Linked DNA regions of Homo sapiens: regions 2 and 3 are each linked to region 1. A link is a contact called in ENCODE Hi-C or POLR2A ChIA-PET data. All regions are on one chromosome and are shown on one strand. Each heading gives the region's core, a stretch centred on a gene start or an enhancer-like site at or near the end of the contact. The rest is flanking DNA. Distances are from core to core; before and after follow the strand shown.

Region 1 (3,014 bases), core at 176-2,675:
TATCACCGACATTACCTACTCTTTAAAAATTTTGTAAAAGGCATAAATTTGAAAAATATATCCTCATTAATCTAAATCAAGTCATTGATACAACTATTTAACAAGACGCCCGGCCTGCTTTGTTTTATTAACGACTTGGAGGGACAGAACACTACCCATTACACCCACAAACGTTATCGACATCAACAGAACTGTAAATGACAACACGGCAATACTCTGCACCTTCCCTATGCCTAGGAGCTAATTCCACTTTACATATATTATTATTTCGTGTGTGTGTGTGTGTGTGTGACGGAGTCTCGCTTTGTCGCCAGGCTGGAGTGCAGTGGCGCGATCTCGGCTCACTGCAACTTCCGCCGCCCGGGTTCAAGCAATTCTCCTGCCTCAGCCTCCCGAGTAGCTGGGGCTACAGGCGCCCGCCACCACGGCCGGCTAATATTTGTATTTTTAGTAGAGACGGGGTTTCACCATGTTGGCCAGGATTGTCTCGATCTCTTCACCTTGTCATCCACCTGCCTCGGCCTCCCAAAGTGCTGGGATTACAGGCGTGAGCCACCGCGCCCAGCCCTATCTTATTATTTCACACACCAACCCTGGAGGCATGTTTGGAGTTGCCTAATTTTTATGTACACTTTTTGATAAGGAACTAACAAAAATAACTTGCTGAAGACAAGGGAAACTGAGTCCAGAACTGAATGAGAAGCACATGGTTTCTTCATCCTCCATCACCAGGCTGTCTAACGAGGCTGAAGTACCATCCATGAGTAAGTGCGTCAAGGGCAAACAAACATCATCGCATATGGACAGTGGTGTGAAATTCGAGAAATCCGAGGAGGGTTAACAACAACAAAAAGCACACCACCACGCCGAACTTCCTCGGGTCCCAGGTTGGCAACTCAACGCCCGGGAGGAATCCCCCCCGGAGGCGCGCCGGTCTACCGGCCTCACTCCCTACCTCCTGGAGGTCCGGAGTCCCGCTCCTTTCCCTCAGCGGTACAATACCCGTGTCGGTCCATTCCCTCACCGTGAGTCGAGGACTAGTTCTCCAGACTAGGCGACCGACACACGCTGCCTGGGGCCGGCTCCAAAGCGCCCGTCCTGAGACTGCAAAAAAGGGTCGGGTCATCCGGCAGGAAACGACTCAACGCGCAGCCGCCGCGGCCTCCAACCACCGGCCGGCAGAGGGGCGCTAGGCCGCCCTCGATCCCCTCGCCGCGGTCCCATGGAGGAGGAGGCGAGCCGCAGCGCCGCGGCGACGAACCCAGGGAGGTAGGTTGTCATGGGACTCGGCCGGCCACCCTGGCAATTCCAGTCAAACGGCAAGCCAGACTCGCTTTGCCGGTCCCTTCCTCTCCTGCCCCTGCAGCCGCCAGGAATGGAACAGTCCCGCGGTGGGGACTGTGGGAGGCGCACGCGCGAGGAGTGTAGGGTGGGGGTGCTGGCGGCGGCTGCTTTGGCGGCGGTTGGTGGCCGTGCGGGCGGGGAGGGAGGGGGAGGAGAGAAGAGGAGGTGGAGAAGGCTTGGGCTCGCGCCGCTGAAGGTACGCGTGAGGGCCTGCGCTGGAGCCGGCTTGACAGGGTCTGAGGGGGAGTGGAGAACTGGGCGAGGAGGTTCCCGTGGGTGAGCGCGTACGGGATGGCTGGCTCGCAGGACGGCCGAAGGTGGTGGTTGGTGGGAGCAGCCAGCGACGAGCCCGTAGACACTCGTACGCGTGCGGGCTGACGTGCGCGCTACATGGCCGGAGTCGGGCGAAGCGGGGGACCGTGGGGAAGAACGCGAGGAGGGAGGAGTGGGAGGTTGGGGGTGTCGCTAGGCGCCCTTAGCTCCCTCCCTCTGGAGGAGCTGCCGCGGCCACTCTGCTGCCGCCGCTGCCGCCGCCATTTTGGGTTCGCTTTGCGAGGGGAAACGATCCCAGTGTCGGTTGCGGGATCCGCCTCCTCTCAGTTTGCCCCTTTAGCCCTCCACCTTTCCCTTCTCCTCTCTCGCATTTCCGCCAGTCGGCTTACCCGCTGGCCGCCTCCTGACAAGCGGGAGGGATCCGCGGTGGACCCAGGGAAGCGGAGGAGCCTGGCGGCCACCCCCTCTTCCTCACTTCCCTGTACTCTCATCGCTCTCGGCCTCCGACACGGTGAGTAGAACGATTTGGGCCGGCATTCGGGCCTAAGCACTCTCTCAGCGATTGAATCCTGGGCTTTCTGGGAGCCACTGTCATCTCCCGGACCTGGACCTCTGGGAGAGCAGTGGTGAAGATGGGGGAGGGGAGAGCAGGGAGGGGGATCCTGAGCCTACCGGGAAGTCCCTCCAGGCGGGGTGAAGGGGTGTCCCTGACAGGCAGACTCCCGGAGGGGGCTGGGAAGTAAGCGAGTGGAGGCGGAGTCGGCTGTGCCCCTGACAGGTTAGTTTGTGTTTGTAGGCATGATCGGAGCCTCCCCCATAGTCCAGTTTGTGTGTGTTTAATTAAGGGATAAGAGTGGTCGAGGACACGATCTTGAGAGGGGATTTTACCTGTGTGACAAGGTCTGTGGTGTCCCTGCCGCGTTGAACGGTATGTGGGAACGACAGGATGATCTCAGTGTTGTACGTTTAATAAATGTCACTGGTTAGTTTGTACATGGAAAGAGATGTTTTTGGTCTAGCAGACAGATGGTCTGTTGGTGTGTAGCGGCTGTGTTGGTGTGTGTATGTGAGGATGGCAAGTGTTTCCGTAAGAGTTTGCCTTTATTTGTGTAAGTGTAATGGAGTTCCCCTTATAAGTTAGCTTATTTCTTGAATAAATGTTGGGAGGTTCCTTGCAGGTTGATATGTGTGTGTATTTTAGGGATTGGGAGCCCCTAGTTACTTGTTGGGAAAGAGCGGCAATGGTAGTGTTCTGTACAGCATGTGTCTGTGAGGTCAGGGAGGGGAGAAACTTGGCATAGCCAGTTGTGGTCTTAAGAATAGTTTGTGCCTTTGGTTAGAGTGAGTTGTGTAAATGTGAAGGGCCAAAATATCTTTAACAGAATCATTGCTACAAA
Region 2 (3,014 bases), core at 515-3,014, 450 kb after region 1:
TTTTATAGATGAAACAGAGGCTTAGAGTGATTGATTTATTGAAAGTCAAACAGCCAGTAAATGGTGTAGCCAGGATTCCAAACTTGCTGTCTCACTGAGACTGTACTTAATTACTGGAGGGACCGGGTGTGGTGGCTCATTGCTATAATCCCAACACCTTGGGAGGCTGAGGCTGGTGGATCACCTGAGGTCAGGGGTTCGAGACCAGCCTGGCCAACATGGTGAAACCCCATCTCTACTAAAAATACAAAAATTAGCTGGGCATGGTGGTGGGCTCCTGTAATCCCAGCTACTCAGGAGGCTGAGGCAGGGCAATTGCTTGAGCCGAGATCACACTGCACTCCAGCCTGGGCAACAGGGCAAGACTCTGTCTCAAAACCAAAAAAAAAAAAATTACTGGAGGAACCTAGAAGAAGAAATGATCAATTTTGCTTGGAGTGTATCTAGAAAGACTTCACTGAGATCATTTAAAGAACAAAAAGGATGGCTGGGGTCCAGCGCAGTGGCTCATGCCTGTAATCCCAGCACTTTCGGATACCAAGGCAGCAGATCACCTGAGGTCCAGAGTTTCAGACCAGCCTGGCCAACATAGTGAAACCCCATCTCTACTAAAAATAAAAAAATTAGCTGAGCATGTTGGAGGGCACCTGTAATCCCAGCTACTTGGGAGGCTGAGGCAGGAGAATCACTCGAACCCAGGAGGTGGAGGTTGCAGTGAGCCAAGATCACGCCACTGCACTCCAGCCTGGGCAACAGAGTGAGACTCTGTCTCAAAAAACAACAACAACAAAAAATACAAACAAGAGACAAGTAGTTCCCAGGTGCCTACCAAGTGGTCAGGCACTGCACTTACCTCACTGACTGCAGTAACCACCCTTTGAGGTTGTGGCATTGCCTCCATTTTCCAGGCAAGGAAATGGGCTGAGAGCTGGGATTAGTCAGGTCATGACTGTGTGTGCCACTCCCGCTAAATCTCATTTGATGTGGTTCATGAGGCCACACCATGGACAGCTTCCTCCTTGTGTCCACTGAGGATATGGCTTTGTACAACACTTTGGTTTTTGAACGACTTTACAAACCTCCCTGTCTTGTGAGGAAGGAAGAACAGTTATTACCATCTGCATCTGATGATGAAACAAGGGACGCTGCAGAGGAGCCGCACTGACCACTCCCTCCCTCCAGTCCTGTCATCCCACTGCCAGTGTCCCACCCTCTTGTGCCCTGCACTTCACTGGCTAATAACCCCCCTCACTTTTTCCTCTGTGAAGCCATCCTGGATAATTCCCCACCCACGAATGGTCCCTCCTCATCTCAGAGAGCTCTCCATGCACACCTGTTACCGTTTCTGTCTTTATCTGTAAATATCTGTGTGTCTGACTTCCATGCCTCACACACCTCTATAGGGCAAAGACTGTCTTAAACATCTTGGTAGTGTCAGTATTTTGCACAGTGAAGTTTTTTTTTTTAAATTATATCAGCTTTATTTGTACCTTTTTGACATTTCTATCAAAAAAGAAGTGTGCCTGCTGTGGTTCCCATCCTCTGGGATTTAGGAGCCTCTACCCCATTCTCCATGCAAATCTGTGTTCTAGGCTCTTCCTAAAGTTGTCACCCATACATGCCCTCCAGAGTTTTATAGGGCATATAATCTGTAACAGATGAGAGGAAGCCAATTGCCCTTTAGAAATATGGCTGTGATTGCCTCACTTCCTGTGTCATGTGACGCTCCTAGTCATCACATGACCCATCCACATCGGGAAGCCGGAATTACTTGCAGGGCTAACCTAGTGCCTATAGCTAAGGCAGGTACCTGCATCCTTGTTTTTGTTTAGTGGATCCTCTATCCTTCAGAGACTCTGGAACCCCTGTGGTCTTCTCTTCATCTAATGACCCTGAGGGGATGGAGTTTTCAAGTCCTTCCAGAGAGGTAAGAGAGAGAGCTCCCAATCAGCATTGTCACAGTGCTTCTGGAATCCTGGCACTGGAATTTAATGAATGACAGACTCTCTTTGAATCCAGGGCCATCATGGCTCTTTGAGCAAGGCACAGATGGAGGGAGGGGTCGAAGTTGAAATGGGTGGGAAGAGTGGTGGGGAGCATCCTGATTTGGGGTGGGCAGAGAGTTGTCATCAGAAGGGTTGCAGGGAGAGCTGCACCCAGGTTTCTGTGGGCCTTGTCCTAATGAATGTGGGAGACCGGGCCATGGGCACCCAAAGGCAGCTAAGCCCTGCCCAGGAGAGTAGTTGAGGGGTGGAGAGGGGCTTGCTTTTCAGTCATTCCTCATTCTGTCCTCAGGAATGTCCCAAGCCTTTGAGTAGGGTAAGCATCATGGCTGGCAGCCTCACAGGATTGCTTCTACTTCAGGCAGTGTCGTGGGCATCAGGTGAGTGAGTCAAGGCAGTGGGGAGGTAGCACAGAGCCTCCCTTCTGCCTCATAGTCCTTTGGTAGCCTTCCAGTAAGCTGGTGGTAGACTTTTAGTAGGTGCTCAATAAATCCTTTTGAGTGACTGAGACCAACTTTGGGGTGAGGATTTTGTTTTTTTTCTTTTGAAACAGAGTCTTACTCTGTTGCCTGGGCTGGAGTGCAGTGGTGCAATTTTGGCTCATTCCAACCTCTGCCTCCCAGATTCAAGCGATTCTCTTGCTTCAGCTTCCCAGGTAGCTGGGATTACAGGCGGCCACCACTACGCCCAGCTAATTTTTGTATTTTTAGTAGAGACGGGGTTTCACCATGCTGGCAAGGCAGGTCTCAAACTCCTCACCTCAGGTGATCCGCCCACCTCGGCCTCCTAAAGTGCTAGGATTACAGGTGTGAGCCCCTGCGCCCGGCCAAGGGGTGAGGAATTTTGAAACCGTGTTCAGTCTCTCCTAGCAGATGTGTCCATTCTCCATGTCTTCATCAGACCTCACTCTGCTTGTACTCCCTCCCTCCCAGGTGCCCGCCCCTGCATCCCTAAAAGCTTCGGCTACAGCTCGGTGGTGTGTGTCTGCAATGCCACATACTGTGACTCCTT
Region 3 (3,014 bases), core at 284-2,783, 270 kb before region 1:
GGTGGAATCAAGACACGATGGGAACTGGGGTGTGAGTGAAACTGGTTGAGCCGTTCCCCATGCCAACCCCCGGTGCCAGGGATCGAGGAGGAGCGCCAGGACCTGACCACAGCACTGGGGCTAGTGAAGGAGCTGCTGTCCAATGTGGACGAGGGTATTTATCAGCTGGAGAAAGGGGCCCGTCTGCAGGAGATCTACAACCGCATGGACCCTCGGGCCCAAACCCCAGTGCCTGGCAAGGGCCCCTTTGGCCGAGAGGAACTTCTGAGGCGCAAACTCATCCACGATGGCTGCCTGCTCTGGAAGACAGCGACGGGGCGCTTCAAAGGTCAGACCTGCTCGGCAGACTAGGCAGGAATTCAAAGTCAGATGGAGAGTGGGAGATGCCTGCAGGTCTTAGAATCAACCTCTCTTGGCCGGGTGCAGTGGCTCAACGCCTGTAATCCCAGCACTTAGGGAGGCCGAGGCGGGCGGATCACGAGGTCAGGAGATTGAGACCATCCTGGCTAACACAGTGAAACCCTGTCTCTACTGAAAATACAAAAAATTCGCCGGGCGTGGTGGTGGGCGCCTATAGTCCCAGCTACTCAGGAGGCTGAGGCAGGAGAATGGCGTGAACCCAGGAGGCGGAGCTTGCAGTGAGCCCAGATTGCACCACTGCACTCTAGCCTGGGTGACACAGCAAGACTCCATCTCAAAAAAAAAAAAAAAAAAGAATCAACCTCCCTTTATGCAGCCCATACAACAGTGAGACTCAGTGGGAGAGAAAAATAGGATCTCTGTGGCAGAAAAGCCTGAATTCTGCAGTTAACTTTATGGACCATACAGGGCCTTCCCTATCAGTATTTTATAATTTCTTTGGTCCTTGCATGCCTAGAGAGCTACTAGTTTTACTGAGGAAGACAAAGAAGCTCTCAGACTGGAGGACAGGATCAGTTGATTCCCCCAGCTGGAATCCCAGCTACCAGGGATGGGAGTAAGCAAGAGCTTTGGGGAGCGCAGCCAGAGGAGGCCCAGAGGAGGGGACTGAGCCGGTGAAGGACAGGCAGGGAGGAGAAGAGACAGCAGGGCAGAGGGAGCAGATCAGGGGCCAGGGCACACTTTCCCAGGCTCTCTTTCCAGAATTTGTCTGCACTGGCAAAGTCTTTCTCACCTAAATCAAAGCAAGAGAATAGCAGGCCTTGGCTTTGGGGATGAGATGTGAGGGACAATAGGAAACTGTGATACCTGAGGCCAAAGCCTGCCTGAGCCTCTGTACCTGTGTCATGAAATCCCTGCTCCCTGGGTTTGGATATTGTCAGTCTTCACCAGCCTCTTTCCTTTATCCCTTTCTCTCCTTCCCATCTCTCCCACGCAGCAGCTAAGAATATAAACCATGGGGGATTAAAAATAGCAAGGCTGGAGAGTGTTATTTCTGAAGCATTTAGCAAAAGCCCTCCCCTTCTGTGTGCCCACAGTTTAGTAAAATCCCCAAGGGCAAAGGAGGAGTGTATGTTTTCTCTCTCTTTTTTTTTTTTTTTAGAAACAGGGTCTCGCTTTGCTGCTCAGGCTGGGGTGCAGTGGTGCAGTCATAGCTCACTGTAACTCAAACTCCTGGGCTCAAGTGATCCTTCTGCCTTAGACTCCTGAGTAACTGGGACTACAGACCTGCACCACCACACCCAGCACATTTTTAAATTTTTTGTAGAGATAAGATCTTGCTATGTTGCCTAGGCTAGTCTTGCTCAGACTCCTGGCCTCAAGTGATTCTCCTGCCTCAGCCTCCCAAAGTGCTGGGATTGTAAATGTGAGCCACTATGCCTCGCCCTCTGTTTTCTTGATTGTGACATCCAAGTTTTATGGAATTGATCTTTGTTTCCTCCCTCAGTCTTGGAGTGCTGACCCCATAGGATCTGAGAGCTTGGAGTGTGAAGCAGAGAAAGAAATTGAAGCAGGGGCCTGCTGGGGTTGAAGGAGATGGGTGGGTGAGGGATGGTCTTTCAGTCCTCTGCGAGAGGAAGGAAACTTTCTCCCTCCCTACCAAGCTCAAAATTAGAAGTGGGAATATGCCAGGACAGGGAGAATTTAGGTCAGATAGCCGTAAAGGTCTTCCTTAGTTAGATATTAGAAATGGAATTTAAAGGCTAAAAAATGTGGTCCAGGCTGGGCACGGTGGCTCATCCCTATAATCTCAGCACTTTGGGAGGCTGAATCAGGCAGGCAGATCGCCTGAGGTCCGGAATTCGAGACCAGCCTGGCCAAGATGGTGAAACCCCATCTCTACTAAAAATACAAAAATTAGCCAGGCATGGCAGCATTCACCTGTAGCCACAGCTACTTGGGAGGCTGAGGCATGAGAATCGCTTGAACTCAGGAGGCAGAGGTCACAGTGAGCAGAGATCACACCACTGCCCTCCAGCCAGGGCGACAGAGCGATACTTGGTCCCAAAAAATAAAAAATAGGCCAGGCGCAGTGGCTGATGCCTGTAATCCCAGCACTTCGGCAGGCCAAGGCAGGCAGATTACTTGAGGTCAGGAGTTAGAGACCAGCCTGGCCAACGTGGTGAAACCCCGTCTCTACAAAAATGCAAAAAATTAGCCAGGTGTTGTGGCGTGCTCCTTAATCCCAGCTGCTCAGGAGGCTGAGGCAGGAGAATCGCTTTTTCCTGGGAGACAGAAGTTGCAGTGAGCCAAGATGGCACCACTGCACTCCAGCCTAGGCGACAGAGTGAGACTCCGTCTCAAAAAAATAATAATAGAATCAAATTAAATTAAAAATAAATAAAAAATAAAAGTATGGTCCCTCTTGCTCTGGGGAACCTTATGAATCTCACAAAAATCTTGGACCCTGTCACCCAAAAAAATACACGAGTTATGTTAATATGTAAAACTATTTACACACCTTCAGAAGGTTTACAGAGCCACTGAAGCCTGACATCCCAGGGGGTCTGTAGGCCCTAGGTTAAGAAACCTGAATCAGTCAGGTAGAAAGGGTTTTCTGTAGACACTGAGTGATCCCTGTGGTTCCTGCTAGC

What was found. A loop is a pair of places that touch in the nucleus more often than their neighbours do. ChIA-PET counts read pairs that join two places held with the same protein, here RNA polymerase II (POLR2A). Pooled maps may share reads with other maps.
Region 2: a loop to region 1 is called in a pooled map, with 5 times the contacts of the local background. The contact joins the promoter of GBA1 here to the promoter of YY1AP1 in region 1. A Hi-C loop is called at or near these places in 4 of 37 single-sample maps with no recorded cell type and 11 of 50 pooled maps. POLR2A ChIA-PET finds 5 or more read pairs at or near these places in 2 of 52 experiments (WTC11 and activated T-cell).
Region 3: a pooled map shows a loop between it and region 1 (2.9-fold over the local background). The contact joins the enhancer-like site here to the promoter of YY1AP1 in region 1. A Hi-C loop is called at or near these places in 1 of 50 pooled maps. POLR2A ChIA-PET finds 5 or more read pairs at or near these places in 3 of 52 experiments (H1, activated naive CD4-positive, alpha-beta T cell and common myeloid progenitor, CD34-positive).

The regions. Positions count from the first base shown.
Region 1 is chr1:155,687,185-155,690,198 of GRCh38, reverse strand. YY1AP1 (YY1 associated protein 1) reads left to right here and starts at 1,425. Exons shown (of 11, transcript NM_139119.3): 1 at 1,425-1,540; 2 at 1,998-2,128. DAP3 (death associated protein 3) reads right to left here and starts at 1,108. Exons shown (of 13, transcript NM_004632.4): 1 at 1,025-1,108. It also overlaps the pseudogene LOC124904430. RefSeq lists enhancers at 960-1,009, 1,385-2,019 and a silencer at 1,500-1,549.
Region 2 is chr1:155,239,999-155,243,012 of GRCh38, reverse strand. It overlaps GBA1 (glucosylceramidase beta 1), which reads left to right and starts at 1,764. Exons shown (of 11, transcript NM_000157.4): 1 at 1,764-1,927; 2 at 2,296-2,383; 3 at 2,936-3,014. The coding sequence starts at 1,901.
Region 3 is chr1:155,958,975-155,961,988 of GRCh38, reverse strand. It overlaps ARHGEF2 (Rho/Rac guanine nucleotide exchange factor 2), which reads left to right. Exons shown (of 22, transcript NM_001162383.2): 11 at 80-328. Among named protein-coding and RNA genes, the nearest start is that of MIR6738, 9.1 kb to the right of the region's middle. RefSeq lists silencers at 1-11, 2,942-3,014 and an enhancer at 1-467. Within about 2 kb of position 1,533, at least 6 of the 41 ENCODE cell types and tissues checked have a DNase peak (open chromatin) inside an H3K27ac peak, as active enhancers do.